2 separate regions of the Mus musculus genome follow, and region 2 is linked to region 1. A link is a loop called in an ENCODE intact Hi-C map of the cell type or tissue named here. Cell type or tissue: left cerebral cortex. All regions are shown on one strand. Links, peaks and the distances in the headings refer to the core of each region. The heading gives the core; the rest is flanking DNA.

Region 1 (15,119 bases), core at 3,671-11,670:
GTGACTCATTGGGGAAGCTAGTGTCATCTTGATCCAGTCACATTCAATAGCACCCCCACAAATTAGGGACTCAGTTTTCAACATATGAGTCTTGGTTGGAAGATTCTTTATCCAAACCTCAGCACACTGGCCCTGACCCCCCACCCCAAAGGCTCATGGCCTCCACTGGGCATTTAGTTCATCTTATAGAATCAACATTGTTTTAATAGTTTCTTTTAACCCTCTCTTCCAGGTATCCAAATCAAGGCTAACATAACCAATTTTGCTCTTCAGGGATGTTGAACCTGTAGAGGGGTATAACTACATAAAATGATTTATAAAGGGCTACTTTACACCATCTTAGAGACCAATTTCCATGATCTACCAGTGCCACGCTCAAGGCCAAGGTGAGTAGGTAGTGTGAATCAAGTCTGACCCCCAAGTCCTGACGAGGTCAGGGACATCTCAGCAGTCAGCACAGAGATGACTTGCTCTTCAGTTCTGCCTAGGGTTCTAGAAATTCATATAAGAGTCCTTACATTGGTATACATTCCTCATACCACTGGTCCAGATGTTTATGTCATTCAGAAACAGCTTCAAAGAAACACCAGAATAATGTTTGGGCAAATACTTGGGCCTGTGGCCTGGCCAGGTTGACACATGAGATTCACAATTATGCCACGCCCAGAGAACTTAAAGTTCTACTACCCAGGCCCCAAATCTGCCTCCACCTCATTTGCCTACATCAGTATATATCATCATTCTCTGGGCTTCTAAGAGGCAGAATGCTGAGAACATTTCAAGCTGAAGAAACAGCTCTAAGAGAGAGAAGATGACCAGGCATTGGGAACAACCTACAGGGAGCTCCCCTCTGTTCCACTGCTCAGTCTGCAAGAAGAGGTAACCTAAGAAGCAGGTAATGGTTTCCAGCAACTGAGCCACCTGGACAGAAGCATTGCATCATGGTAGTGGGTGGCAGGAGGCTTTCAAAAATCAACAGAAGTGGGGTGACAACACCCAAGCTCATCCAGAAGCTCTGGACATGTTTGTGTGAACCCTAAATCATCCACAGGAAACTGTCCACATCTAAACAGAAAATTCACGAGAATAACAGACTCTGATCCCAAGAAATAGCTCTGGAAGATAAGAAACTATTCATAGCACCTGTCTAGAATATCCCTAGTGACCACCTCCAGAAAGCACGGTTTCCATAGTGCCTAGAGTTACCATCTCCCTAGCCAGTGTCTCTTCCAAGAAGTTACAGCTACAGCTCTGGCTCTACAGGACAGCAAAGGAACCACATAAATATCAAGGTGACCCCATGCACCTGCCCTGGGGGGATGGAACCACAGAACCAGACACACAGATGAGCAGGGTAGTGGACATAAGTCTCAGACTGACATCCTCCAGGGTGTGCAGGAAATTTTGGTATCTTATTAATGACTCCGCCGACTCTTATTGCTCTGGATTCTGCAGACAAATAAATAATTGATTAATTATAAAATAAAAGTCAATTTCCCCCCCCCAACCACTGCCCAAGGTGTCCATAGGGTACTAAGACAAACACAGGGAAATGCTTGAGGTCTCTGATAGCACCCGAGGAAGGGACATAGGGACTCATGATGACAAGGACCTGAGATGAAGCCAAGGGGATAGGGCCATAAGCAGTAGAACAGTCACCAAGCCCCAAGTGTCTCAGGACAGACCTGGGTGTGACCTTCCCCCTGAGGCTGACCAGCTATTAAACTTTGCCTATAGCTGGAGCTTATTAAAATTTCAGGACTACTGGTCTACTTCGAGCTGTGTTGCTTCTATTTTTAATGTCTTCAGCTTATCAAACCTGCATAAGGCAATGTGCTCACTGTTAAAGGTCTCTGTCTTCTAGCAATTTGTAATTTTTTTCCTGTTAATTTCACAGCCATGGATGGAGAGTGGTCAGGAGTCAGTGAAAATAAATGAACTTCAAATTACCTGTCTCTGTAGTCAGAGGAAGAGAGCTGGGCTCAGATAGGGGGTATGCAGTACCAGGAGAGCCTTCCTGACATATTTCCTTTGTAGGGTTAAAGACTGAGCAAGAGTCCTATACAAAGAGAGCTTTAATCCCATTTCAATGGGACTGGGTGCTTCCTCTGCCCAGATCTCTCCCTGAAGCTAGCTCAGGCAGGGAATGAATTAGAGTAGTGTTCAGTCATGTGGGTAAGAATACCAGCTAGCCAGGCCTTTCTAGAGCAGTATGACCTCCTAACATGGATGCTCTTCCTTGAAGACCATTCAGAAGGCTCCGCAGGAGCACTGGGTGTGAGTCAGTGACCTGAAGACTCTGTAACTCAGTGACAGCTGAGCCTCTGTTGGCCCTGGAATCTCCAAACCTGATGAGAAATCAAATAAGTAAGGGAAAAAAGTGTCCAGAAACTTCCAGACTGCCCATGCCAATACAGAAAAACAGATGAGGAGATGGTATCAAGATCCTGAAGTTCTAGGGAAAGCATACACTGGCAAGTATCAGGCATGTAGCATGCAAAGAAAGGGAGCATGGCTTCTGTAAGGTGACTTAAGTAGACTCTGAGACAAGATTGGAAGAGAATCCCATGCCATAATATAATATGGGGATTGGGAAAGAAAGAGATCGTGCATATGTGTTAATCACACTCCTATCAGGTAGACTTACACACTTATGGAAGCTGAGAAGTCCCAGTACATCATTTCAGCTACAAAACCAGGAGAGCCTGTGGTATGTGAGCTTGAGAGTCAAGGCAGAATAACAGGGGATGTTTCTCCTAGAATTTGAAGCACAAAATACAAGGAGTGCCAAGGGCAGGACAGCCCAGCCCCGGGACTAAGGCAGAGTTCTGTTCAGATCCTAGGCAACTTGGATGGTACCCTTTATTCCAGTTGATGGAAATACTGCTTCACACTCAGAAACTGGTTTGCCAACCATCTGAGTTCCTAGGATCCAATCAAGGTAACACATGACAGGCAGAGTTATCTCTGGGAGCCCAGCCTAAGAATTGATGACATTCTGTAAAATCCATTCTAACATATTTGCTTTAACATGTTTCTGTCCAGCTCAGGTTGTCTTGATTCAGTTGATTTAAAGGAACTCTAACTCTACAATATCAGGACTGTGCACATTCCATCCCCTGCCATTTTATAGGATCTGGAGTCCACCCTACTGTGGGCAATATTGCATCACATTAACCTCTACTGTCCTTACTACCCACTTCTGTTCTGAAGCTCTACTCAAGGGCAGAAGTGCATCCCCTTGGCTGAAACATTATGGTCCAGAGAACAAGCTCTACCACACCTAACTGGGAGGTATATAGAGTCCGTGTGCAAATCTGGGACAGGACAGTCTCCATCAGGGCCAAGGGCAGTTGTCCCTGGTGGTCCTAGACTCAGCATCCATGGAAGATCAGGCTACAACAGAGCAGTAGAAGGGAGTAAGACTGGCTCTAGTAGCCAGATCCTCCAGGACATGATCAGCTCTAGGGTCAAGGGCCTTTGGGGGTTGCCACCAAAGAAATGTGCAGTTGCAGGCATGGAGAAGGAGGGAAGGAAGAGAGGAGAGGAGAGGGAGAAGGGAGGTAAGATGGAGACAGGGAAATAAAAAGAAGAGGAGGAATAAATAGGGGGAAATGGGGAAAGGACAGAGGAGAAGAGGGTGAAGAGGGAGGAAGGAGGAAGAGATAAAGGAGATGCAAGGAGAAGGGCCACACACTTGGCTTTTGCCTATACTCATCAGCCAGACAGTTTTCTCTCCAATTTTCCAGATGCCACCCTATTCAGATATATGAGCCCGCTTCACAAGGAGTCAGTGCCCCTCACTATGATTGACCTCTTGGCCATCTGGGCTCCTGGTCTGGATTCCATTCAGTGGCCAGCATTGAGCCATAGAGCCTCACTCTGCAACACGAGATAATCTTCAGGACACTGCTTGGTGGTTTGGGTGGCTTTGCTCTGGGGACTCCCTGGAATCAGGCACCCTGGTATGAGCTGTGTGCTGATGATGACCAGGAAGTCCCCAAGAAATTCATCTGCATGAAGGAGGAAGATGGACTGACCAGCAGGAAGACTTACAGTGCAACCCAGCTGGCAACCCTAGACCATCCAGGGAAGCTCTGGGAAGATGGTGTCTTCTTATCCATGGCTGGGATTCCTGGGAGGGCTAGACCTTAGCCAGGCAAATTAAGCAGCTGAGTAATTAATTCACAGAGAGACAGACACTGCCTGTATTCTCTGTGGTTGGAGGTGAGGCAGGGAAGGGGAACCCTGGTGGCTACTCTTGAGTGTAAACTGGATGAAATTTAGAGTCACTATGGAAACAAACTCTCAAAGCATGCCTGTGAGAGAATTTCTAGAGTAAGTAGGGGTAGGAAAACACATCCCAAATATGGTCAGCATCATCCCTAGTTGGGGTCCTCATAAGAAGGAAAAAGTGAGCTAAGCACCAATATTCTTCCCTCAGCGTCCTGGCTGCATACTGACCAGCTGCCTCACGCTCCTGCTAACCCTTCCCCACCAAGACAGACTGAAGCCTTCAGCTTCCAGCCAAAATAAACTATTCCTTACGTTACTTACATCAGATACTCTGCCCTAGCAACAAGGCATGTTAATAACACAGTAGGCGTACGAGAGACAGCCAGCATGGGACAAAGTGTTCCCATCATGGATGTCTGTGGTACCAGGTCCTGCGTTCAGTCTGTTCCCCTGCCTGTGCCTTGCTAAGCATGCCTCACTGAGCTATTGCAATCTAAATGTGTCTCGCGGACACTAACAACTGCAGACATATGGACACAGACCGAAGCGCCCACGCACGCACGCAGACATTGATGGTAGAACCCAGGCATAATGACACTGACAACAGCACCCAGACACAGGGACCCTGGCAGCGGCGACCAGATACTAATGACAGAACTCAGGCACCTAGACATAGACAGCAGCAACCAGACACTGACAGCAGTACCCAGACACACAGACACTGGCAGAAGCACCCAGTCACACTGACACAAATGACAGCTCCCAGACACACTGACAGACAACAGCACCCAAACACACAGGCACTGATTACAGCACCCAGACACTCCAGGGAAATTTGAGCAGTCGACATGAGCCGTCACCATCCCGAGGGAGGGTCCATTCCCTGACCCCTCTCACGGCTGCTATAGCCTCCAACCACTTCACAGCTGAATGGAGCAGAGCCTTGCCTACAAGATCACACTATCCAAGCCCAGGGACGCTCATCCATCCTTTTTCTCAGAGCCTCGGGACAGGTTCTACAAAATCACAGGGGGCAAGATAATGTTGCAGAGAATACCCTCAAGGTACTGAAAAGGACCCTAGCCAAGGATGGCTGGTGCAGAGAGGCCCTAGAATTCCGATGATCATCCTAGTCTGGCATCTAGGTGAACAGACACAGGAGACAGATCTCCCCTGGGGTCATTATCCATAGTGTATCAGCTCCATGGAGGACAGAGCCACCGCCCCTAGGTACAGAGGACTTTTTCAGAAGCTCCGCCCACACCGGTATCCTTGAGAGGCCTGGGCTCCGGTTCTGCTACTGTAAAGTGAGGACAGCGTCTCTTTCTCCCACAGTTGTTTTGAGAATGAACCAGGGAACAGGGGAGAGCCCACTGGCACAAAGAAGGCCCACACGTGTTTATTTTAAGAGTCAGAGCAGAGCGCTTTACCTCAATAGACAGCGACCGACGCCACCATGGGCCTGCTCACGTGACTCTAATACCCCCACAGGCAGAGCCAGGCTCGGAACCGGACTGGGCTGGAATTAGTGATCCTGTCACACCCGAGAGCTCTATTTCTGGAAGGAAATGCAGGAGATTGAGAGTGACTCTTTGCAGATTGAACACTGCTCTTTCCTCAGAACCCAGATGGGTGGGAGGGGCTCTGTCCAGCAGGGGCTGCAGGTGGCTAGCTCTCTAGGAGGGAGGGGACGCTCGCTGGTGGGGGTTGTCTGGACGCGAAGGGAATGAGGAAGGTGAGTCCTGACCCACAGTGAAGAGGCCTCTGGAGGCGTGGTGGTCCCCAGGGGATGTCACTCTTGCAGACAATTAGGAAGGAGTCAGGCCAGGCGAAACAAGCAATTAATTACTAGGCTGGGAGAAGTAAGTCTCAGAGCAAACAAGCAAGATGTCACAGTCTCATTGGGAGGCACAAAGCGATGAGCAGCGCAATGGGATGGACAGGGGCAGGGGCGGGGACAGGGGAGCAGAGGCCATGAGCATGAATTACATGTCAGGAACAGTGCCCCACCAGCAAGGCAAGAGAGGCGAGTGGGAACAGAAAGAAACCAGTGGTTTAGCCTTCCACTGTGACCTGAGCTCGGTCCTAGGAAGCAAGGAGGAGGGAGAAGGGAAGGAGGAGACATGGTTTTGGCAAGAAGAGGTTGTTACGGGGTTTCAGTGGGGATGTCTGCCGCCAAAGAGAGTGTATATGAACCCACACATGTACTCACATGTGGGCACAGAGCCAACCATGTACCACCTGTGGGAACACACACAGGTAGTCACCTGCGAGTCTGTACACATAATCATACACTCGCATGTGTCCACATGCATAACTGCACACCCACATGTGATATTAAAAAGAGAAACATGCACCGTATTTGTGCATACACAAGTACGTACCCACATGTGGGAGTGCACAGAAGCATGTACCCACATGTGTATACATGCATGTACCCGTGTCTGTATACATGTAAACATGCATTCCTGTGTATTCCTCACAGCATGCATCTATGTGTATACACACACAGGCATGCATTCACATGTGCCCCAACACATATACAAACATACCTCTGTATTTATCCATACATACCAACACATATACCTGTCTATTTAGACATACCCATTCATAAGTACACTCCTATCTAAACTGCCAAATTAACCTGACAGAGGAAGGTAGAGAGATAGATTTGGGGTGGAATTCTTAAAGTAATGAACACCTCAGGAGGAAACAGGTGACCACAGCTATAAGACCTGTGCCAAGGGAGGAGACTTTAGAAATAGAAACCAAACTTCGAAGAGTGTTGTGTGCAAGATGGGAGATAGAAAGTGACTGGGGTATAAGCCAGGTCCCTCTTGTCAGGTGGGTGGGGCAGTGGCTGGATGGTCTCAGCAGCTGATGCTGAGGTAGGCTGAAGAGAGCAAGGCCAGGTGAAGGGATACACAGATGCTCATGGCCCCTACAGGAGCAGCTAGGAGAGGCTACCCTGGTTGCAGGTGTGCCCCAGGATGGGCAGAATCTTTCTAGTTAGCCCACTCCCAGAGGTAAGGGAGAGGCAAGAACCCAAAGTGAGGAAGATGGTGATGCCTTCCAGGATGGGCCTAAGGGTGTGGCTTTCCCAGGGGAGTTGGCAGAAGGTGTGAGAGAGAGAGAGCACTAAAGGAGAGGTGTCCAAATGACAAGCAAGTGGCTTGAGGGAAACTGAGGCCTAGAGTTTGAGTACCACCCACTGCTGGGATACAATAGGCCTTCATGGGCCCTCATGATCCTCTCAGGTCCTAGTGCTTGGATGCTCTTAATCCTTGTGAAAACCTTCCCTGTGGCCTCCCTCACGTCATAGAGACTTTACAGCATGAACGAAGATGGAAACATGGTCACCACCCACGCCCACGCCCACGCCCACCCTCTGTAAACTGTGAGGCACAAACACTTCCCTTCCTGAAGACTCCTGGAAGCTGGGATGCACAGCAGACCTCTGAGCCAGCGCCTTGCTCACCCCTGAGAGCCACCTCAAGACCATACTCAGCAGCCGCAGCCGCAGCCATAGCCATAGCAGGCCTACCAACAGTGTGGCTCCCCAGATTGAAGGCTACAGGAGGCAGCACAGGCAAGACCGGGGGACCCTATAACCCAGCCTCACTGTACATGTGGATCCATGGTCTGTCTCCCAGGAGGAGGCCAGCCCGGAGAGCCCAGGGTCAGCTTCCTCCTGTCCCTCCGCTACAAGATCCACCTGTTGTATACCAGCAATTCCAAACCCGCTTTTTGCCTGTGGCTGCTCAGAGACCAGAGTCCTCAGCCTGGTCTTGCTGTGTGACCTGCCTGTCTTCCTCAATTCTCCTTGCTCCTCCAAGCAGAGCGTGTGTAGGAGGCAGGCCAAGGTCTTCAAGTGCTACCCAGGGTTCCAACCAGCCAGCTCCCCGTGAGGGGAGAGTGTGCAGCCCAGAGGAACCCAGCCACGCTTGCAAAAGGCCCTCACAACCATTGGCATGTCTTTTTACTACCCCCAAGCCCAGGACTTCCAGCGACTTCCAGAAAACGAAATCTGACAGCATCGGGGAGCTGCCAGCTCTTGATTCCAGCCTGCTGCTGCTACGGTAGCTTAAATTGCCAGGCTCTGCGAGAACTGTCCAACAGCGCCCCCTGGTGTCCACTCTCACCTCTGCTTCTGTGACCTGCCAGCCCTGGGTAGAGCTGTGGAAAACTTTGCCCTGGACAGACCTGAACAACCATGAGGTGGATTGTTTTTCACACAGGTCCAGTAGGTTTGTTGCCAACCATGCTGTGAGAAGCAAACATTCTCCGCTGACCCAGCTACGCCTTTTGGGTTTTATCCGAGTTCAATCTGGGAGTTCCCAACCTAGAGCAGGAGACTTGGGATGGGCACAATCTACTGTGAATGCAAGCTGCTGAAGGCACTGGCCAAGCGCAGACCAGGCTGTGGGGGCCACCGTAATCTATGGTGGGTGAGTCATGGGCCTCTAGGCATGGAAGTCAGGAAAGAATTGTGGAGAAGGTAGGGGGCAGCGAGGGCTGAGAAAGAGAATCGGTCTGACAGGATGGAGACATATAATAAGCTCTGAGAGTGGCTGCCTCTTTACCATGTGACCGTGGCAAATTGGATGGTGGCTTAGGGTTTTGCTATGCCTTGGGAGTGGAGTTTGGCTTCAGAGGATAAGCCACCACAGACAGTCCTGGGAAGCAGGCCTGGGTTCAAGTGAACCCAACAGAATGGCCCTTGGTATTGAAGTTGTTATCTTTGACAAGGAGGTTCACTGTAGGATGACTACAGACCATGGTCAGTTTCTCCCACAGACCAGCCCAGTGAAGACTGGGGATAAATTTTAGGGAAAAGTCACAAGCTTAAGTAGGAGGAGAACGTCTTCATTAGGATTTCTATGGCTGCCACGAAACACCATGACCAAAAAGCAAGTTGGGGAGGAAAGGTGTTTATTTGGTTTACACTTCGAGATCACAGTCCATCGTTGGAGGAAGTCAGGACAGGAACGCAAGCAAGGCTGGAACCTGGAGGCAGGAGCTGGTGTAGAGGCCATGGAAGAGCACTGCTAACTCATGGCTTGCTCGGCCTGCTCTCTTATAGAACCCAGGACCATCAGCCCAGTTATGATCCCACCCATAATGGGCTGGGCCCTCCTCCATTGATCACTAATTGAGAAAATGCTTTACAACTGGATCTCATGGAGGCACTTCCTCAACTGAGGCTCCTTCCTCTCTGGTGACCGTAGCCTGCATCAAGCTGACACACAAAATCAGCCAGTGCAGAGGGGAAAGACAAGAAGGAAGAAGCAGCAGAAAGAAGGGAAGAGGATGGAAGCCAGGAGGATGTGGGAGGCGCCCTGGTGGAAGCAGCTGCATTTGGGATAACTGGGAAAGTGGCATGAGATCTGGGAGGTAAGCTAACTGGTCCACTTTAGGAGTCTAGTGTGGGAGAAGTGCCAGATCATAGTGTCTCCCTCCCGTAGATAAGGAAGGACTTCTCAGGCCCTGTAGAGCCTACATCATTGCCAGAGAGGGTCAGTTTGGGTTTTTTTCTTTTTAAAAAATAACTATTTATTTATCCTTCTCTCATATATTATATCTCAACCCCACAGCTTCCCCTCCATCCTCTCCTCCTAGTCCCTCCCCATTCTCCCAGATCCACTCCGCCTCTGTTTCCCTTCCTAAAAAGAGCAGACCTCACAGGGATATCAACCAAACGTGGCGCAACAAGTTACAATAAGAGTAGGCAGCTCCCCTCACATCAGGGCTGGACAAGGCAACCCAGTAGGAATAAAATGATCCAAAAAGCAGGCAAAAGAGTCAGAGAAACTTCCCTCTGACACCCTCGGAGAAGCAGCTGTGAAGTCCTACTAAGCATCACACTAAGAAAAGCTGCTGCCAAGTCTTACTAAGCACCGCACTATGAGAAGCCGATGTGAAGTCCTACTAAGCCCCAGAGTCATTGATGGTGAGGTGTGGTTGTCTTTTTCTACGTTTGCCCATGGCTCTCCAATGAGGTGACAACATGGAGACATTGAGGGTGGATCATTAGAGGCTCAGTCCAAAGTGTGTGCACTGTCTTTTAATCCACAAGGATGCCAAAATAAAATGGCCGTGGTGAAAATCTTCCTGACAGCAGCCATGCTGATTTCTCCCCATCAGGGTGCTCCTGTGCCCCTCCAGGAGATATATTCACTCCATCCAGCTGCTTGCCATAGCTCCAACAGCTGGCCCCAGGGACTCTGCTGCCTACCCCTCCTTGTCACCTCTGGATGTACAATCCACCATGACTTCTCAACCTGTGCACAAGGGACTCATGGTATGGTCACCACCAGTCTGGCTCTCACTCGCCACAGCCCAGATCACCCGGCTTTGGCTCTGCACAGAGTATTTAATAAATGTTTAATAGCAACAATAAAAGAGCGACTTGGCAAGACTGAAGATTTTTGTTCAGGGACTTGGGACCATGCTCTGGGTCAGTAGTAAAACGCACTTTGGCAGACGTAGAGGAGAGGCTGGGGCCACTGGATGCTGTTCAGAGCCCTCTTTGGGGAAACCACAGAGACGCCGAATAACCACTGTCATGCCCTTCCCAGGAAAGCCTCATCCTTCCAGGACCCAAGGACTCATTTGGGGCTGCCCCGTACCCCACATTCCTGACTATGGAAGAGGGTGTTTCATACAAAATGGTTACAGACGTTATACAAGAGACACGATGCAGTGAGACTCCTAGTTACCAGGCTCAGTGGACATGCCTGGACATTGTAGATTAGTAGACAGTGTATACATTTCAAAGCTCGGTCCTGCGATCCCAGACTAGGGGAAGAGGAAAGAGTGTGAAAGCATCTATCAGACATGCAGTAGACTGCACCAGAGGGCTGGGCCTGAACAGGGATGGGATTAGGGCTTTTTCTAGAGAAGGACTGTATCCTATATCCAGTTCAAACACAACAGATGGTGCTCCAACCAGGAAGGAGATGATAGAGCTGGAGATGAGGTCTAGCAACCCAAAATCAAATGAGATTTATATTTAAAGGTGACATTGGCAAAGAACAGTCATACGGTATGTGTGCGAACAGAGGATGAGACTAGAGACGGGATCAGAAGATCAGACACATCCGGCCACATTTCAACAGAGGAAAGCAAGTTGGGCACGGTGTCTCACATTGATGACCCTGGCATTTGGGAAGCAGAAGCAAGTTTAAGGACAGCTTGCCCTGTACACTACGTTTCAGAACTGTGTAAGCTTCAGAGGGAGGGTGGCCATGTTTCAAAAGAACAACACGACAAGCAAACCCAAGGAGAAAACAAGAGAGACAGGTGATAGTTGAATGAATAATGAAATATGCTTCTTTGAGTGGAGAATCTGCAGGTGGGAGCCGGAGAACAGGTCGAGAACCTGTGGCTTCCAGTGGAATGCCTAAGTGAGGTTAGAGCAGAGGTGCAGAAGTGCCCACTTGTGGATGCAGAAACCAAACACTGATAAGAGAGGAAAGGAAGATGGCCTGCTATGCTTTTCACAGAAATTCCCAGATAGCAGGGCCAGAGGGGCAGCTTCCGTGATGTAGGAAGGGAGGACCACATTCAGAAACCCCAGACCCAGCCTAAGAAGACGTCCACGCGAGACAGAACCTGCAGATGCTCATCATATGTGTCCAGAACATGACCCTGGAGGCTGGGTAAGTACAAAGAAAGGCGGCTCACGTGGGCTCTCGAGGTTAGGAAGCCCAACACAGGTTGTTTCTATAATATCTCATCCAGCTCCTAAAATTCAGGAGTCCTTTGAGAAAGAAACTAAGCCATTCCCCCAAAAGACTGAACCCCAGAGCCTCCGGGGCTCAGCTCCTCTTACTTAAGCCCGTCCTTCACCTAGTCCATTGGAGGAAGAGAGCCCTGGGTGCTCACTGACAGACCTCAACAGCTTCCACCCACTCAGAGCCATTTACCAGAAGGAAACATTCTGCCAAGGGCACTAGCATAGACAAAAGGTGCTCCCCCTGAGGCCTCAAGGACCCACACTCCACAGAGCCATCCTGTGAGTCTGCCTCACATACACACACAGACACACACACACACACACACACACACACACACACACACACACACACACACAAACCAAATTCATAACCACACGCAGAGTTCCAATTCTCTATCCTCTCCCTTTTTTTGTAAATGCTAACACCATATATATTCCATACTTTGCTGTTTTTTGCTTAAAGTTCAGCACTGAGATATTTCTATGTCATATATAAAAAGCTTCTAGCAATGTTCACCAGCTGTGGGGTTCAGTCGCATGAATGCTCTGTAATTTATATAATCAGCTGCTATTGGTGGACATTTGGGTCATTTCTGGCAATTAACGTTTACTAACCATGCTGAGATGAACAGCCTGGCTCCTGTAGCATGTCTTATATGTGAGTCTAGCGGTAGCCTCAATAAATACAGGTGCAATCGCAAGCCAAATGGAAATTCTAATAATGACCAGAGAGAGTGGGTGTTTTAAAACATCTCAGCAGATTCTAGAAGGTTGGGGGTAGATGTAGGAAGAAGAGGAAATGTCAGTAAATTGTCATTCCTGCGACTAAAGTTGTGTAAGGGGTGAGGGGATGCAAGCTCTCGAGGGTTGCACACACTGGAATGAAAGGGTGGATGCTGTAGAGAGGAGGCGTTAGCATGTTGTTCACATAACAGTAATAATTCTGTAATATTCAGGGCTGGAGAGATGGCTCAGTAGTTAAGAGCACTGACTGTTCTTGCAAAAGACCCAAGTTCAGTTCCCGGAAGCCATGTAGGATGGTTCAGAACCACCAGTTCCAGGGGATCTGGTGCAGTGGTACACTTATGGCCTCTGTATGCATTTGCATCTCTGCACACTTGCACACACACACACACACACACACACACACACACAAAGAGTAGCCTAAAGAATTAGTTTCTAAACAATAAACCTCAGTGTTCTAATGAGTCATCTAACTGTTGGGAATGTGGTAAATACAATGATTGACAGGCATATCAAACAAAGGAGACAGTGGAATCCCGTACTCGCATCTGCACACGACCCTGTAAAATCCACCACCACCACCCACACACACACAAAGAGTGTGACTTTTAGTCTCTGTGGAAAGCAAATCCAGCCTGAATGGAGCCGAAGAAACAAGGGCAAAACGAGCTTCTAAGAGTGGAGAGGATGAGAGGCTTGGGGAACATGAGAACCATGGGATGAGGGAGGACAGGCTGATAGGAACATTATACAGCAGAGAAGCACTTCCTGCTTGAAAGCAAATTAGCAGGAGCTGGTAAGATGGCTCTGCCAGGAAAGTCCTTGCCATGTAAGTGTTAGGGTCTGCATCCAAGCCCTAGCACCCATGGGAAACAGCTAAGTGTGCTTCTGGTCTCAGCACTGGGGAAATGGAGACAGAGGGATGCCCGGGGCTCCCTGTCCAGGCTGTAGCCTACTTGATGAGCAGTAGGGCAGTACAAGAACTTGTATCTAAAAGTAAGGTAATGCCTAGTGAGAAAAGACACTTGCAGTCAACTTCTAGCCTACAAACAGACAGACAGACACACACACACACACACACACACACACACACACACACACACACACACATGCAAACAAAGTTAATTAACAAAGTAACTATAAAGTTATGATTGCAATGATGACAGGCATGCAGGGGACAGGCATGGACAAAGTGAAGCAGATGCTGAGAAATTGTGTTGCGAGATGTATATCAAACGGATGGGGCAGGATAGCAATGGCCCCAGACAGGCCACTCCCCTGGCACTGGATGGGGCCTCCTACTCACTCTTTCAGGAAGTTCAGAGTCAGTGACAGCTGCCTGGATAAAATCTCATTATCACCCTGTGACAACAGATCTCCTCCCCAGGCTCCTCTGAGAATCGCGTGGTCCCGGAATGCTCTTAGTATGTGGTGAATGAGTGATTCTCACAGCAAAAGCTGTGAGCAACTGGGGAACTCCCAGAAGCTGGGCCTGTGACAAGACCTCTCCAGAGGCTCCATGACAAGGGTGATGTGAGTGATGAAGACCACAATAGATGGGGTGCACAAAGGAGTGTCATCAAACGTCATTAAGTCAACTCAGAGCACACAGCCACCCTTCCCACTAGATGTCGAGAACCCGGCTGGTGAAAGTCTTCAGAAAGAAGCAACTGGCCAGTTCCCAGGGAGTGTTTGCAAATGCCAATTATATGCTCATCTGAGAATAAAACCTTCTTGTAACAACTTAAAGTCAACTCTGAGGGCTGGAGAGATGCTTCAGATGTTAAGAGCACTGGCTACTCTTGCAGACAACCTGGGTTCAATTCCCAGCACCCACATGGTGGCTCCCAACCATCTGTAACTCCAGTTCCAGGAGACCTGATGGCCTCTTCTGGCCTCTTCTGGCCTCTGAGGACACCAAACTCACATGTAGTGCCCAGATGGACAGAATGCAGGAAAACACCCATATGCATAAAATAAAACACATTTTAAAAATTCGAAGTGGGAAACTCTACTAGCCAACATGACCTGGTAACAAAACGGTAAAAATCAGAATTAGTATGGCGAGAAGCACAAGGTGGATTGAATACTTGAGAAGTAAATCATATATCCTTGATGCCTTGAATCAAAGAGTTAATCAAGAAAGAAACGATAACTGTGCTAGAGAACTCTGGAAAGGAGGGCACTTCACAGCAAAGTGAGCTGGGTACCGGGGACCTTGCCACATTTCCTGATTTAGAGGGGAACCAGAAATGAAGGGGGTTGGCGTCAGGCTGAACACGTTGTGAACACGGCAATGTGAGCTCCAGGAATAAGAACTGTGCATTTAATAAACATGAAATCCAGAAAAGATAAAGTGTACACAAACAAACAAAAACCCAGAATGCAAGGCTTAATCCAA
Region 2 (15,119 bases), core at 4,566-12,565, 210 kb before region 1:
GGGGACATGAGGGCAAGACCCCATGCAGCTAAAATTGCAATTTCTGAAAGCAAAGAACCTAGGAACCTAAAATTCATAGAGAAGTTTTCACCATCTTCTCCATACAAGAGCTACTGCAACTGTGGTCCAAGAAAGCCAGGCCTCCAGAGGCACTGGAGGGGCACTCACTCGGTCCTGGTTTTGAAGACCAAAATGATACAAGACAGAGGGGTCATGAATTCATCCTCTGTGGTTTTAGATAATGGCTGAGGCTGGGAAATGTGTCAGTGTCAGAGTCCTTGTGAGGAAGTTCAAGAGGCCACGGCATCAAGCTGTGACTAGGAAACCTGGCTTGTAAGGGACATCCAATGCTATTGGAAGTGCTAGACCCGTGAGATATCTGCTAAGGAGAGTTACATAGAGGGAGTGGAGCCAGAGAGCCTGAGAGGGCGGGAGAGGGTGGGGAGAGGGCGGGAGAGGGCGGGGGAGATGGAGAGGAAGCAGGCTGCAGGGGCAGAACCCTATAAAACCTTGTGAAACTTACACGGTGCTGCAGGATTCTCTTTGCTTCCTTTGGGTCTTGCTTCAGTCCAGTCTTTCCCACGATGGCTTCATTCAGCTCTCTTAGAATGGTAATGTGCTTTTGTATATTGGAAGTTACTATTTGTTTTATTTTATAGGGCAACACAATTGAGAGATTGCCAAAAGACTGGACTTTTCTCTTTTTAAAAATTTTTTATTAGGTATTTTCTTCATTTACATTTCCAATGCTATCCCAAAAGTCCCCCATACCCTCCCCCACACTCCCCTACCCACCCACTCCCACTTTTTGGCCCTGTGCTTCTATGTGCATGTGTACATGTGTGTGCATGTTGCATGTGCATGTGTTTATGTACTGTATACAGAGCTAGGCCATTGCCTTTCACTATTCTTAGGCCTTCATATGCACAGGAAATGGGAGAAGCAATGAAAGCCCTGCATTCAAAGAAAAGCCTTGTAGAGGACAGGCCCGACGTGTCGGAGCTGTGGCTGGAACAGCCAGCATGCGTGTTCTGTCCAGGACGCTCTTGAGGACCGATCTGAAGATCTTGTCCCATTATTACCCTCACAGATCATGCTTAATCTTTTTGTGTATCATCCTCAATGAGCATTGATTTACAGATGGAAAACTGGGTTTTACCTGTGGTGGTTTATCTCAAGTGACAACCAGATGAGATCCAGAATCACCTCAGAGACAGGCCTTTGGGCACACCTGTGGAGGACTGTCTTGATTAGGTTCAATGAAGTCGAGAGATATGCTCACTGTATGTAGCATGAACGTGTATGTCTGTACTTCTTGGTCTAGATACAATGTCACCAGCTCTGCTTGGGCTCCTGCTTTTGTGTCTTCATGATGGCCTGTACCCTGTAACTCTAAGCCTAAATAAATAAATAAAAATAAATAGGCCTTCCCCTAGTTGAGTTGCATCTGTCAGGGTAATTTTATCAGAGCAATAGGAAAGCAACTAAGACAGTACTAATCTGAGAAACGGGTGCATGAGAGTAACAGGAGGGTAGACCAGGCTAGCTTAGACAAACACACTGGGAGAAGTCACTTAGAGACAAGGAGAAAATAAAAAGGATCCATGCAGAAAGTCAATTATGTTAACGTGTCCCTGCTATTGATTCTACATTCTAGGTCCCCGGGGGGACAAACCTAATTTCTGTACTACTAGTGGCTGAGATGACAGATGGAGGCATCAAGGTTCCTGGCAGTAAGGATTTAATTTTGAGAGAGATCTCTGTCAGGGAGACAGACATCTTAGACGTTCATGGGATTCCCCCTTCTTGCTTGTCTCCAAGGTCACCAGTGTTCCTGTCCCATGCTCACTCTCCAATCAGAGTCTGCTGGCTTGAAAGGTCATTTGGCCCCAAAAGTTCCAAGGAAGGTATTCCCAGCCTGTTCCTCCCAACCCACAGGAAGACAGTGTGGAGATCAGTCAGGACACCCCTCACCCTTGCACAGAGCTGGCTGTTGCCGGCCTGGTGTCCTGCAGCCTCTGGAGGCAGTTGGAGTGACAGCCACGTCCCTGCTGCTGTCTGAGATACAATTATGTAGAGAATGCATTTAATGCTCCACTGGGCAACTTGGTATAAAACAGTTTAATTTTTCACTGAAATCTAAATTTGCTCCCAGACTGTATATTTTTCTATCACATTAGATGATCAATCTGAGCAGAAATCCAATTTTAACTCCGTACCCTCTCTGCTATTGCTCCTTCCCACCCTCTTCCCTCAGATCTCTCTGCACCACTGGGAAAAAAAAGCCTTGTGAGGAGAAGCCCCACCTCTGGGCTATTCCAAGTGAAGGATGAGAAGCTGTAGGTGACTTCCGGATGCGTCTGGGACAAGGTGGCCCAGGCCTTCTCTCAGGCTACAGACTGATGGTGGTTCCCCACAGCTGGGAACCCTGACATGAAATGCCAGCACGTCTAGGCTATGCCCTGGATGTGCCTCTGATGTCAGGAGAGAGATCACATGACCCAAAGCAGTTAGGTGTATGTAATTGGTTCTCCTTCATTAAGCCCTGCTCTGGCCTGCCAGGTTTTGATGGACATGCCAGGTGAGAAAAGAGATGCCTTCATGTCCTTTCTTGTCTTGAGACGCTCCGGTCACAAGGGGACCTTCACTGAGTGGCATCAGTGGGGCACCTAGGGTACGAGGACCCTTGGTGTGTGGGGACCTCAGAGTGAATCAGCTCCGGCCTCCCTTCTCTTGAACACATGGCTGGATGGATTGGGAACCTTTGGGAATGAATAGCAGTCTTATCTTTCAGCAAAGTGTCATGGCACAGCGCCACTGGAAGGTTTGGTCCGTTCATGGTCCCTTCCCATCTCCAAGTCTGAAGAATAGCAGCTCCTGTCTCAGTTTCTCTTGTCTCCTAAGGGATTATTAGTGGGTGGCCAGAGGGCACCTCTGTGGGGGTACCCAGAACCCACATACCACATGGTAAATACTTTTTGTTTTGTCGTACCCCCGCCCCATAAATGTTGCTTATTGTCTCATACCAGTGCATAATGTATCCTCATGCCTTGTGTCCCTGGGATGAGAACCTAGAACTTCACATGTGGGAAGGGTAGACATTGTGGTCAAGAGGCAGGTCAGAGAACTAGGTAGGGCCCTGTTGCATTTTGGTCTGGGTTGGCTGCATCTGTCTGGGCATGTGGCTGGTCTATAATGAAGAGAAGTTGCTCCCTTCTTCCTTCTGTCACTGTTATAAACCACCATGACCAACAGTGATTTGAGGAGGGAAGGACTTATTTCATGTTACAACTTCCAACCCATCAGGAAGAGAAGTTGGGACAGGAACTCAGGCAGGAACCTAGCAACCGGAACTGAAGCAGAGGCCATATAGGAGCACTGTTCGCTAGCTTGCTCCCCATGGCTTGCTCAGCATGCTATCTGATACAATCCAAGGCCACCTGTCCAGAGGTGGCACTGCACTCAGTGGCCTGGGATCTCCCATATCAATCCTGCATCAGGACTCCACCCCCCACCCCCAGACTTGCCTACAGTCCACTTTCTTAATTGATATTTCCTCTGTCTAGGTAACCCTAGCTTCTATTAGGCTGACAAGCATACTTCTATCAAACTAACCAGCATACTTCATCGAAGCCCCGAGAGAAGAAGAAATGGAGGTCAAGGGTGAGGCCATGGTGAATTCTCTGCCAGCAGCCATGGTGTGATGGTTTGAATATACTTGACCCATGGAAAGTGACACTATTAGGAGGTGTGGATATATATATACATACACATATATGCATGCTCAAGTCTGCCCAGTGGAATCAGAGCCTCTTCCTGACTGCCTGCAGAAGACAATCCCTGTCCCCATCCCACTCTCTAAACTGTGCTGTCAGAGAGAGGACAATATGCCAGCTATCCTCACATAAGAAGAGCCTGATTACCTCAGTTTCCCCAGCATTAGGTGGTCCTGGCTGTGGCTGTCCCATATTTCTCTGAAAAGAGGAAACAGGAGCTAGACTCATCAGGGTGCATCTATGAGAACACGGTCCTGAAGAAGTAGCCAAAGTCACTTGGAATATGTATGCGACTTGGGTAGGGGGCACCTTTATAGGAAGTATGACACCAACACTCCCTCCCAGCATGGAGTAGAGAAAACAGAGTGGAGTGAGGAAACAAGGCAGCCATGTTGTCTCTATGAGTCTATTTGTGAGCAGGCCATGGGGACTGCCACCATGGCAGAAGGAATGGCTCCATCTAGTGCAGGCTCTCACTCTCTAAGGCCTGGCCTGTATACGGGATTCTCCCTGGGTTAAGGGATAACATAACAAAGATGCCCACCCTGAGTGTGCCCACCACAAGAGGTGCCCTGAGACAGCAGTATCCCAGCCTACACCACACATCTCAAACCTGAACTGATGGAGCAGAGCCAAACTGGCTGCTGGCCACACCCCAGCATGCTACCCTAGGTCGTGCACACTCAGGGGGATTACAGGAAGCAGTGAGAAGGCAGGTGCTTGGGCGGGCCAGAAATAACTTTACAGTGGGTGCTGTCGGCTATGAGGCTGCGTGTATAGGGGAGGGTGAAACAAGAAGAAAAGAAAACGCTGGAAGGGATCCACAGGAACTCCAGAGCACAGCCCTCAATAGCGCCTCACACCACCAGGAGCCACCAGGGCACCGGGCAAGAGGAATGGAAAGGAGAAGATACTGAAGAGACGTGTTGCTCCATGTGGATAGCTTTTCCAAGTCTGAACTGGAACCTCAAACACTGTCAATAGCTCTCATTCCAGGGAGAGGAAGAGACATGTTGTGATAAACGTGGCAGAATCCACTTGGCAGGAATGCTATGGCAGGGAGAAAATGTCACCACATAGTAAAAAAGGACCCAAATTAACATGTGAAACTAAGGGAAGGAAAAAAATTCCTCAGATCACGAGAGAAGGGGCTGAGGTTGGGGCTCAGGGCATGGAGTGCCTGCCTGGTGAGCAGGGTTCGCTGGGTTCTCCCCGAGCATCACATAAGCTTGGTGCAGTTGCACGCACCTGCCAGCGCTCTGGAGATGGAAGCAGGATCAAGTTCATCCTCATCTACATAACGAGTTCAAAGCCAGCCTAGGCTGCAGGAGACTCTGTCGCAGGAGAAAAAAACATGTCATGTGAGAAGCAAGATCAAAAGTCATGGCAAACAGGGCTTGCAGAAGAGGACCCCTGTTCAGTCATAGGTGTTATCTGCAGATCGCTGGAAAATGAGGGACCCTGGTGTTATCCTCAAGAGATCAGACACCATCCCCTGTAGGATAGAACTCAGTTTAGGGGGGATTCTGGAGGACTCTTGACATCGCGTGGAGTTCAAAATTGATGACAAGTGTTTTGAGGTGTCTCTCCTGGAAACACAGCTGCCCAGTGCCCAGCGAAAACTTTGTGCACAGGCATGGCAGACCCTGCAGCAGCATGCCTGACAGGTGGACCGTGCCAATGTCCGCAGTAAGAGGAATGCAAAGCCTGGTTCACGGGGCTCAGATTCAAAAGTAAAGAGTTGGGGGAGGGGAAAGGAAGGACAGATTTCCTAATGGAAAGAATACTGAAGACATTTCCAAATCATGAGCAGCCCATAGCAGAGTCTACCAAGGAGGTAAACAGGAAGGATGTATGTGCCTGTGTGTTCTCTGTGTGGAGTTTGGTGTGTGTGTGTGTGTGTGTGTGTGTGTGTGTGTGTGTGTGTGTGTGCTGTATTATGGTCCCTGGTGTGCATGTGACAGCTGTGGCTTCCATAAAGTGCATTGTGTGTGGTATATGAGGAGACTGTTTTATGTGTGGTACGTACATTGTACAGCATATGGGGTACCTGTGTTTCTCCCCCCCTACCCCGTGTGTGTGTGTCTCTGTGTGTGTGTCTGTGTGTGTGTGTCTGTGTTGGTTTGTGGAGTTTGTGATCGCTATAGTGTATGTGTCATTTCATGTTTGGGGAAAACGTACCCACAATTTCTAGCAGGAAAGATAGCGAGGAAGATTGGTAGATTTGCACAGGGTGTGGCAGGGCAATATCCCAGGAGCAGGTCCATAGAGAGAAGAGTGAACACTGTGGAGTTATAGAGACTCCCACTGTGGTCATTACATGCCCATCACAGCACCCACATGCACACTGCTTACTGATTCAGGGTCTGTTCCTTGGGGGCTCACACTGCTGAGTTTCTCAAGTGCCTAGCACCAAATACTGACATTCTGCTGAGAAGTGCCCTGGCTACCTTCTGCCCCTGCAGTGGCTTCAGTCAGGGCTCTGGTTCTTTTTTGTACATTTGCATGGGCATCCTTAAAGTTTACCAGCATAGCTTCTGTAAGCTTCTCGTCACGGGTTCAATGCTCAGATCCTTCCTGCAGCTGCTAACCCTACCCAGGCTCTGAGTTGGCATAAATCTAGGGTTGTGATAACTGTGAAGAGCCGAATGGGGGTCTGAATGCCAGAAGAGGCTACTGATACCTGCCAGGTTTCCTGTAGGACATATTCAGAAGGTTCTTGAGGGTTATGGGTTCTGAACAGGACCAGGACCTTTCCTGATTGGTGAAGTTTTCTGTTGTGTCATGGTTGGGTGACTTTTCTGTTGTGTCATGGTTGGGTGACTTTTTTGACCACCTTACATAAGAAGCTGCCACTCGCTGAGTTCATCATTCTGATGCCTCCTGCAGCTACGTCTCCAAGGCCGTGGAGTCCTCCTTGATGTTCTGGGAGCACCAAAAGCTGCGGGGAGCACGTGAGGATGATACAAAGAAGAAAATTACAAGGAAAAAAATAATTGAAAGGCAGGTCATAGGAGCCCAAGAAATAGAAAGGAGGCTTTCCATGAACTGCTGCTTGACGTGGAGCCTACAGCTGTGCGTGCCGTGAGCCACGCAGGCTCCTCTTTAAGCCTCTGGAAAGCAGTAGCTCAGCCGTGTCTTGAGCCTGATTCTGTCTACGGTGGGGGGCGGGGGCGTGTGGCTCAGGCAGCTGGAGGAAGAGTCTGGGGCTAGGTATGCTCCACATGCAAAGGGAATCAGAGTGGGGATCTAGAAGATAGCCTTGTCTGAGACCACAGGACAGCTGGCAGGAAGGTACAGCCCCGTGAGACTGCGCTTGAGCATCACAGTGATCTGGAACGATGAGGCTTAAAAATGGTGAAAGTCGATCTCCCTCTGAGAAGAGGAGAGCAAGTTCTGGCCCAACACACACACACACACACACACACACACACACACACACACACACACTACACACCACTTGGAAATGGATCAAATCCCAGAAGGAACACTTTGAAATGCAAAGCACACTCAGTCAGTCTTGTGCTCCATGTGACTTCCCCAGTGCTGGGTTATTTTCTCACTGCTTTGACGAAACGCCGAAGGAGAAACCACTTAAGAGAGGAAGACTCTGTTCTGGTTCAAGTTTGGCACATCAGGGAAAGCAGCCTTTGCTGCGTCCTTACCTCCTTGTTTCACAGACTAGGGTGCAGAGGGCATGAGATGCTAGCTTTCCTCTTCCTCTTCCTCCTCCTCCTCTTTCTCCTTCTCTTCCTCCTTTCTCATCTTCATCCTCCTCTTTATCTTCATCCTTGTCCACCTCCTCCTCTTCCTCCTCCTCCTCTTCCTCCTCCTCCTCTTCTTCCTCCTTCCTTCATCCTTGTCCTCCTCCACCTATTCTGCTTCCTTCTCTTCCTTTTCCTCTTCCTCCTTGTCCTCCTCCTTCTCTCTCTTTTGCATCTCCTATTAAATTAGTCAGAGACCTCAGTCTGTAGGATGCTGCTGCCCACAGAGTCAGGGAGGGTCTTCCCTCCTCAGTTAAACCTCTATGAAAACACTCTCAGATCCACCCTGATATACATTTCCATTGCGATTCTAAAGCCAGTTACATTGACGTTAACATCACACCACCCAAGGGAATGTCCTTGTTTTAATTTACACAACATTCTTTGTCCTGTGTCCCATTCAGGGGACCATTGGTTGCAATTGTCCCAGAACCACTCACTATCTGCGCATGCCATAGTTCCATCTGATGAGGGCAGTGTGGAGTCGAGGATGTGGTCTTTGAGGACAGGGCATCTTCCCAATTCCCACACCAGTCATCACTGTCAGATTCAGAAGTCCCTTGTTCTGAGACTGCTGTCTTCTCTAAGATGCAGACTGAAATGTCAGTATGCCACCTGGTGTCCTTACCAACTCACACTAGCTTCAGGGCTTTCCTTTAGGGCTGTTAGTATAAGCTCAACACCAGAAATGTGACCTTCACCTCCTGGATCCACAGGTCTGCATCACTCACAAGTCTTGCCCTAGTTCCTCCCAAGCCCATCCCTGCATTTCCCAGGTCCAGCAAAATCATGATATCCCAGAGAAGGCAGGACATTGTACAACTCACCTAGCCCCTCAACTCTACTACAATTGCCTGCCATGGCTGCCATAGAGGCTACTGAGAATATTAGATCAAACAGTGTCAGATTATCCTTTGGTCCTTCCACACTGTGGCTCCAACACTCTGTCCCTGTCCCTATGAGTCCCTGAAGTGGCCCTTGCATCCTTTAGATATTTATGGGAGTGAGGTCGTTCTACCTCAGGGTCTTGGGTCCCCCAGAGTCATATCTGTGTGACAGAGAAGCTGGTGTGCCTTGTCTGTTCCTCTGGACCCTTGTTTTGCTTTGCCTGTTACATGGTAAACCAAGGTAGACATGGATGTATGCTGACAAGCCCATAAGGAAAGACCCTAAGAGGTTAAAACACCATCTCTTTTTCCTGTGCTCTACCCTGCCAGGCTCTGAGTTTTTCTAGTAAAGATTCCAGGAGTGAGTACAAGCCAGCAAAGCCCTCTGTGTGGTGACTGTGATACAGCCCATGCCACTTGCTTGTGAGTCTTTTTATTAGCATCTGGTGACAATTCAGAGCTTGCCAGTCCATAGCAGGGACCTTCCCTGACTCTCTGAAACCTTTGCTTGCAGCCTAAAGGTGCAGTGGGAGATGGCCTGGAAGTCCCAGCTGACACTCAGCACACACCAACCCACTTTGCACAACTTCTCCATATCCCCAATGGCCCTGATCACTGCAGACCTTCACAGAGCCCCCTCCTGTCTGTAGACCTGAAACTAGTTCCTCGAGTATCGTAGCCAGAAGATCAGACCCAGGTCTGCCAGTGCAATTCTCTGTAGCTGTCCCCAACTCCTGACACTTCAGATTGCTCCTAGGCAAGGACCACTCTACTGGGCTCTCCTAGCTGCAGTTCTTCAGCCTCAGGATTTAAACGAGACCTACCAGCCCAGACTTGATGAACCAAACCCAACCAAATCCTACTCAGTTCCCCCAAGCCCTCCAGTAGCCCGTAACATCGTGCTGCTGCGAAGTACTCACCCAGCAATTTCTATCTGCCCATCAACTGATCGATCGATTCTTTCCTAGAAGTCCTGGAACTTCCAGGTCTCCCCTCCACCCTCTGACAGCTCCTCCTTCAAGAAATATTTGAATTTTAAATAAATATTTGCATGCACGGGACAGCTGCCTTTGAAGAAAACCCGTGTGTCCCCTTGCAAGACAGACACCCTCGCTTCTCTGCAAGATGAATAATGTTCCCTAAACATATCTGCCGTGTAGATCCTGATTTTCATACATCATGTTCCCCGGGAGCGTGGCTTTAAGATAAGTAGACACTCCTTATGTCTCCTTGCAGATAGCGTTTGGAGAAGGAAATACATCTTCTGAGAAAGAGGAACAATTCATAAAGACCGGGATGAGGCCTCTGAGCACTTCTTCCTCCTGTGACCTGGGGCGGACCTTGCAGGACCGAGTTCCTCAGCTGGGATCTGGGGCTCCGCAGCACGGGAATTCAACCCAGCATGCTGTTTCCTGCCTGCTGGACTTTTAGAAGTTAAGCTTCATGGGAAACCCATAATGCTTCCTTCATCTTGACAAGCAGAACACAGTGAGGCCTCAAGCCTGCCATTTCATCAGATAGACAAGGAGGATTAGCTCTGTCCTTGAGTATCTATATAAAGCTGACCACATGAACCCGGACTGTATGTCCTTGTGAAGAGTCCTCTGCCATCCTGGTGGGGACCTGCACAGAGAATAACCAGAGATGCCCCACGCCAAGCAAATCTCAAATACAGGAAGCTTCCTGGAGCTTCGACTCAGTTTCCCCACCTGTAAGATAAAGGTGGGTTCCCCCCGCCCCCCCCTTTTTTTTTTTACAAAGATCTCATTTGGCTCAGGCTACCCTCTAAACGACTTTGTTAGCCAAGGTTGATCCTCTTGCCTCTACCTCCCCCAAGGGCTGAGATTTTAACCATGTACCACCACACCGGTTCGTATAGTGCCATGGGTTTGTGTAGGCTAGGCAAGTGCTCTGGTAACTGAGCCGTACCCCTAGCCCACACTCCCTGACTGTCATCTGTGACACCATGAGAATTTCCCACCAGGTAGGCTCAGTTCACCAGCACAGTGATCTCCCTTACATTTCACGGAGCAGCATCCGGGTCTCCAGCTGAGGCAAGGCCCTGCTTATGATGATCTCAGAATCCACAATGTAAACCCATTTGACATTGGAACGCTTGCGGTGGAAAGATTCTTCTCACGGGGAGAGACTCCGCGCAGACCTGCCCTCGCAACTTCCCCATGACAGATGGAACCCCTGGCAAGAAAGCTGCATCTCCCCACCCAAGGACTGTGTGGTAATTAATAACCAGCTGAGGAAACTTGATTGCTGCTCGTGGGTCTGAAAATGGATAAACAACCATCATTGCCAGAAAGGCTGGGCTGTATTCATCACCATTACAGAGAGTAATTCCGCCTGTGCGCGTTAATCAATCACTGTTCTCGCTGGGGCTTGGGCCGGGCCAGTCCCTGAGAGTGGACAGCCGTCACCAGCTCACAGGCCGGAGTCCAAGCATGATAGATTGCAGCTGCCGAGGCTCCAATCTGGATGGGATTGTTGGGGAGCAGGCTGGCTGCACCAAGCAGATATCCCAGTACAAATTATGCAAACGAAGGCGGTCTTCTCTGTGCCTCTCACAGGATAGGAGAGCAAAATTAGCATGCTGACAAGTGAGAATGGAGACCTCCCTCAGAGGCCCAGGTGTGGCAGAGGAGGGCTGGGCAGTGGGGGCAAATGTCACCAACAAAGCTTCTATTTAAGGATGCTGTGCCGGTCTCCATGGTGACTAAGACCCAGAGGATGTAAGGATGTGTTTTCTTTTGTTTAAATATTTATTTTTGTTTTTTGTTTTTTTTATTTATGCGCTCATTCATGCCTGCGTGAGTATTGTGTTGTGTCTGTGCGTGTATGACACATGTGTGAGGGTGCCCATGGAAGACAGAAGAGAGCACAGGTGCCCTTCAGCTGGACTTAAAAGCAGTTGCAGCTGCCTAATGTGGGTACTGGGAACAAGTCTTGGATCTTCTGTAAGAACAGCAAGTGCTCTTAACTGTTGAGCCATCTCTCTAGCCCTGGTATGTTCTTAATTAAAATAACGACATGCCTCATGCACAGAAGAGCACTTTTACATAGAGAGGCGCAGATTCGCTGGGACAGATGGTATTCTTTTAGCAAGGCGGGGGACAGGTGAGGGGAACCAGGCCCAGGACGCCTACAGGTTTTTAAAGTTTGAACGTAAGGATCACGAGCCAAGGACAGTTTGGCCTGTCACCTCTGGTTCCTGCCCTGCATCTTGTCTGCTCAGCAACCTCACCTGCATCTTAATATCTTGTGCGATAAATGCTATCCCTCTTTCTAGCACCCCAAGGCATCAGGGTTGAATGTCTGTGTCCACATGACCAAAGCTTCCTCCTTGTCCCCTCTGTCAAGACCATCAGCCTGGTGTGGCCTGACATCCTGAACTGCCTGTCAGTAGAGAGTCCCATGATAACATGCTCCTTCGTCCGGGGCCAGGACACCACACCATGGATCCCTGAATGCCTGTGCACGTTATACTCTTGCCTTTGCCGGCCCTTGGGGCTTTACAAGGAGATCATCAGATCCAAAAGGAATATGCCACAGTCAGCTGACAGACTCATTCAACTCCAGCTTCTTAAGGCACTGTCAATGTCTCAGCCTGGCTCTGATACCCAACTGGACAAGGACATGTGCACACCAGAGCCTCTCCATCTAGTACTGATAGCACTGCCCAGCATCTTCTATTTTCTGCTTGGAATCACCAGGCTCTGCTCATCCCATCCACTCTGGACTAGAGCTTCCTGTGTGAAGATCCCATGAGTCTCTCTACTAAGAGCACTGATGTTCCATCCAAGCTGCTGATGTCAGTCTTGCTTGGCTCTCATCAAGCCCCCAATGCCCCACTGGCCCTGCCTTGCCTTGTCCACTGTGATGTGTCCAACGTTGTGGGGTGATGCTGATGTCTCTGATGGTGGGAACAAGACACAGAGGATCAGACATGGTATGTAGTCTTCCACTTATACCCTATCTCCAACCCTCATGTCCCACCCCCTGAGCCCCAGCTTTGGGGCACAACTTCACCAGAGCCTAGAGTATAAAACAACAACCAGGGAATATAATCGAGTCCTGAAAGTAAGAGACAGAAGGAAGGGAAATGAAAACAACACAGTCTCTCACTTGTGCTCAGAGAAAATCATTTAAATGGGGGGTGGGGGCGGGACAGACGAGCCTCAAAACCACAGGAGACACGGGAACGGGAGAGGCAGATATCAGACAAGAAAGCATGAGAGGCAGAGAGGGCATCTGGGGTCTCAGTGCTCGGTCATAGACAACAGATCTGATGTGGGGACCTGAGCCTAGGAAGGCCAGCACTCAGGCCAGCTGGGATTCCATTCCTGATCTGCTAGGGATGAAACTCACTGAACAGGTTGACTTGCTGGTGGCTGAGGCCCCAGACTCCATTACTATGGGCAAGACTGCACGTTCAACCACCTGAGTCCTCTTGAAGTTTCCTGGAGACTCCAGACTGGGCGCTTATGAGGAGTGCCTCTCTAGAGTGAAAGACCCAGGGGAGGGGAGCAGCTGGGGCTAGAGAGCCGAGCTCAAGCCGGGCAATGCCCAATCTAGCCAACAACATGCTGACCTAAATGGTGACCAAGGAGCCATGTGGATGTGGACAGAAGTGAGTGATGTTTAAGGGGGCACTGGTGGGGGAGAAGCAGGAACAACAAAAACCCAAGGGCCTCCTTTGTGGTGTGCCTGTGTTAAAGAGCTGTTGTCACTGTGTGTGAGAGAGGAAGCATGTGCATTTGAGCTATATACACAGAGTGACCTGGCAGAGCTATGCATCAAGATTAACCAGCTCCGTTCAGTGTGTCCTGGCTGAGCCAACGGTCCCCCTATTCCATCCTATATCTTCCTGGTGGGGGGTAGACAACCCCATACCCCAGAATCCTGACAGGAATGACACCAAGCATCATCATCCACTCTACAAGCTGCCTTCTCAACCGCCCCGGGCTCCCTTAAAGGCTCCCATCTAGCTGGACTGATACCCTGATGTGTCCCACCGCAACCCCATGTGTACCCTGTTCAGCACACAGTAGCTGCCAGAGCACAGAACTGGCCCCTGCTCACTATTTCCAGCAATTAACCCTCCAGCTTTCACACTGCGCAGATGGCCAGTTAGAAGTCCCCCTCAGAGGCCATGGGAGTGAATGTGACTACAGCCAGGGCAAGCAACTCTATCAAGGTCACACAGTCTGCTGGACCCTAGCTTACTGGTCCATAAAGAACTACCACATGAAAACCCAAGAAAGGCCCAGGCTAGCTCAGCCTGCCTGCCTGCCAAGCCAGGCTGCTAGAGTTTGAGACACCTGGTGGCCATCAGCACTGCCCTTGTCCTGTATTCCCATCTCCCTTGATGAGGCTCATTCTGGCATCTTCCAGCTTGGCAAAGCCCTGCTCATCAGGGTGGCTCCCGCTCAGCTTTAGCTTGTCCAAGAAGATTCTCCAACCACAGACACAACCAATCTACAACCTGATGAGCCAGGCCCTGGAGGGGCTGCAGGTGTTTCCTGCTCTGAAAGAGTACCTCACAAAGGGCCACAGGAGGCTCACCCTCTCCTGTTACATGTGAGTAAACTATCCACACATACAAGCACCACACAAATGCATGCATACATACACAGGTGTGTGTCTACACATGTGCATCCCCACTCTCTCTCTCTCTCTCTCCTGCCCAGGTGAAGCTCACCACAACACTCCACCACTGTCAGCAGCACATGCTTGCTGTCCATTGATTGGCTGTGGTCAGAAAATTGACTAGATGAGGGCTTGCTAAGCAGGCTTCCGCAGTAAAACAGGGGATGGCAGCTTGGATATCAGCAAAGCAGCATACAGTTTCAGCAACTGATGTAATTATTTGTATGGTCATTTATTTGAAACCTGCATCATTCCCTGAGCCAGATGCCCAGGGCGCTCCTAAGTGTAACCAAACTTTAAAACGTCCCCTGAATTGCTTCCAGTGAGATATTGAACCCAAGGCCTGATTTCAACATCGTTTAGTTGTGCTTCTCATGGAGGTGCTCATGAAACTATAAGAGATCCCAGCAAGAGGTTCCTTGTCCCTCTAGCCCATAAGATAAGACAAAGTCCTACACAAAACATTGCTACTAATAAACATGGCGATGGTGACCTGTGTCTCCACAGACTGTGTGCTGTCATTTTGGTGTGACAGATCTTGGCGATTTCAATGCCTGTGTAAGTTTTTTAGCCACTCCACAGGTGAGATCTAGACTAACTCAAGAAATCCCAACCCTACAAGCTCCACCTTCAGTGCCCTGGGTCTTTATTCCACCCAAGGGCTTCTCTCTCACGCTGAGGATCTGGCCAGAGTGAAGCCTCCTTGGATGGCTCCTTCGTCTCTCCAACATAGAGGTCCCAGGGCTACCTGCCTACATGTCCAGAGGTGTAGGGTTATGGGGTCCCACACCTGCTCCACCACAGGGATCAGCCCTTCAGTGAGGCAGGGCGCAGGAACACTTACCCCTTGCCGTTGCCCCACAGGTTTCCTGCTATAGAGAAGCCCCAGGACACCGCTCTGGGGGTGGGGAAGCACAGTCTGAGGTGTGGGACTGCTGGAGCTGGCTCTGGGTTCCCGGGGCCTGCAAGGAGGCCTGGGGCCATCTGGTTCTCAGGCTCTTGGACACCCAGGCACAGCTAGGAGCTGTGGAAGA

What was found. Hi-C counts contacts between places; a loop is a spot of excess contacts. Peaks named below come from ENCODE experiments on the same cell type or tissue, not always from the same donor. Only the 100,000 strongest peaks of a DNase experiment are listed, where the experiment ranks them.
Region 2: a loop joins it to region 1, with 3 times the contacts of the local background. A loop is called at or near these places in 2 of 42 quality-filtered maps.

The regions. Positions count from the first base shown.
Region 1 is chr15:88,240,063-88,255,181 of GRCm38, forward strand. All of the region lies in intron 5 of 4930445N06Rik (a long non-coding RNA gene), which reads right to left. Among named protein-coding and RNA genes, the nearest start is that of Gm41376, 30 kb to the left of the region's middle. In left cerebral cortex, for the core only: a CTCF peak has its summit at 8,367 (motif pointing left); DNase peaks (open chromatin) are centred at 4,724, 5,633, 6,420, 7,625 and 1 more place.
Region 2 is chr15:88,025,899-88,041,017 of GRCm38, forward strand. No RefSeq gene overlaps it. Among named protein-coding and RNA genes, the nearest start is that of Gm35772, 38 kb to the right of the region's middle. In left cerebral cortex, for the core only: a CTCF peak has its summit at 8,012; a DNase peak (open chromatin) is centred at 10,959.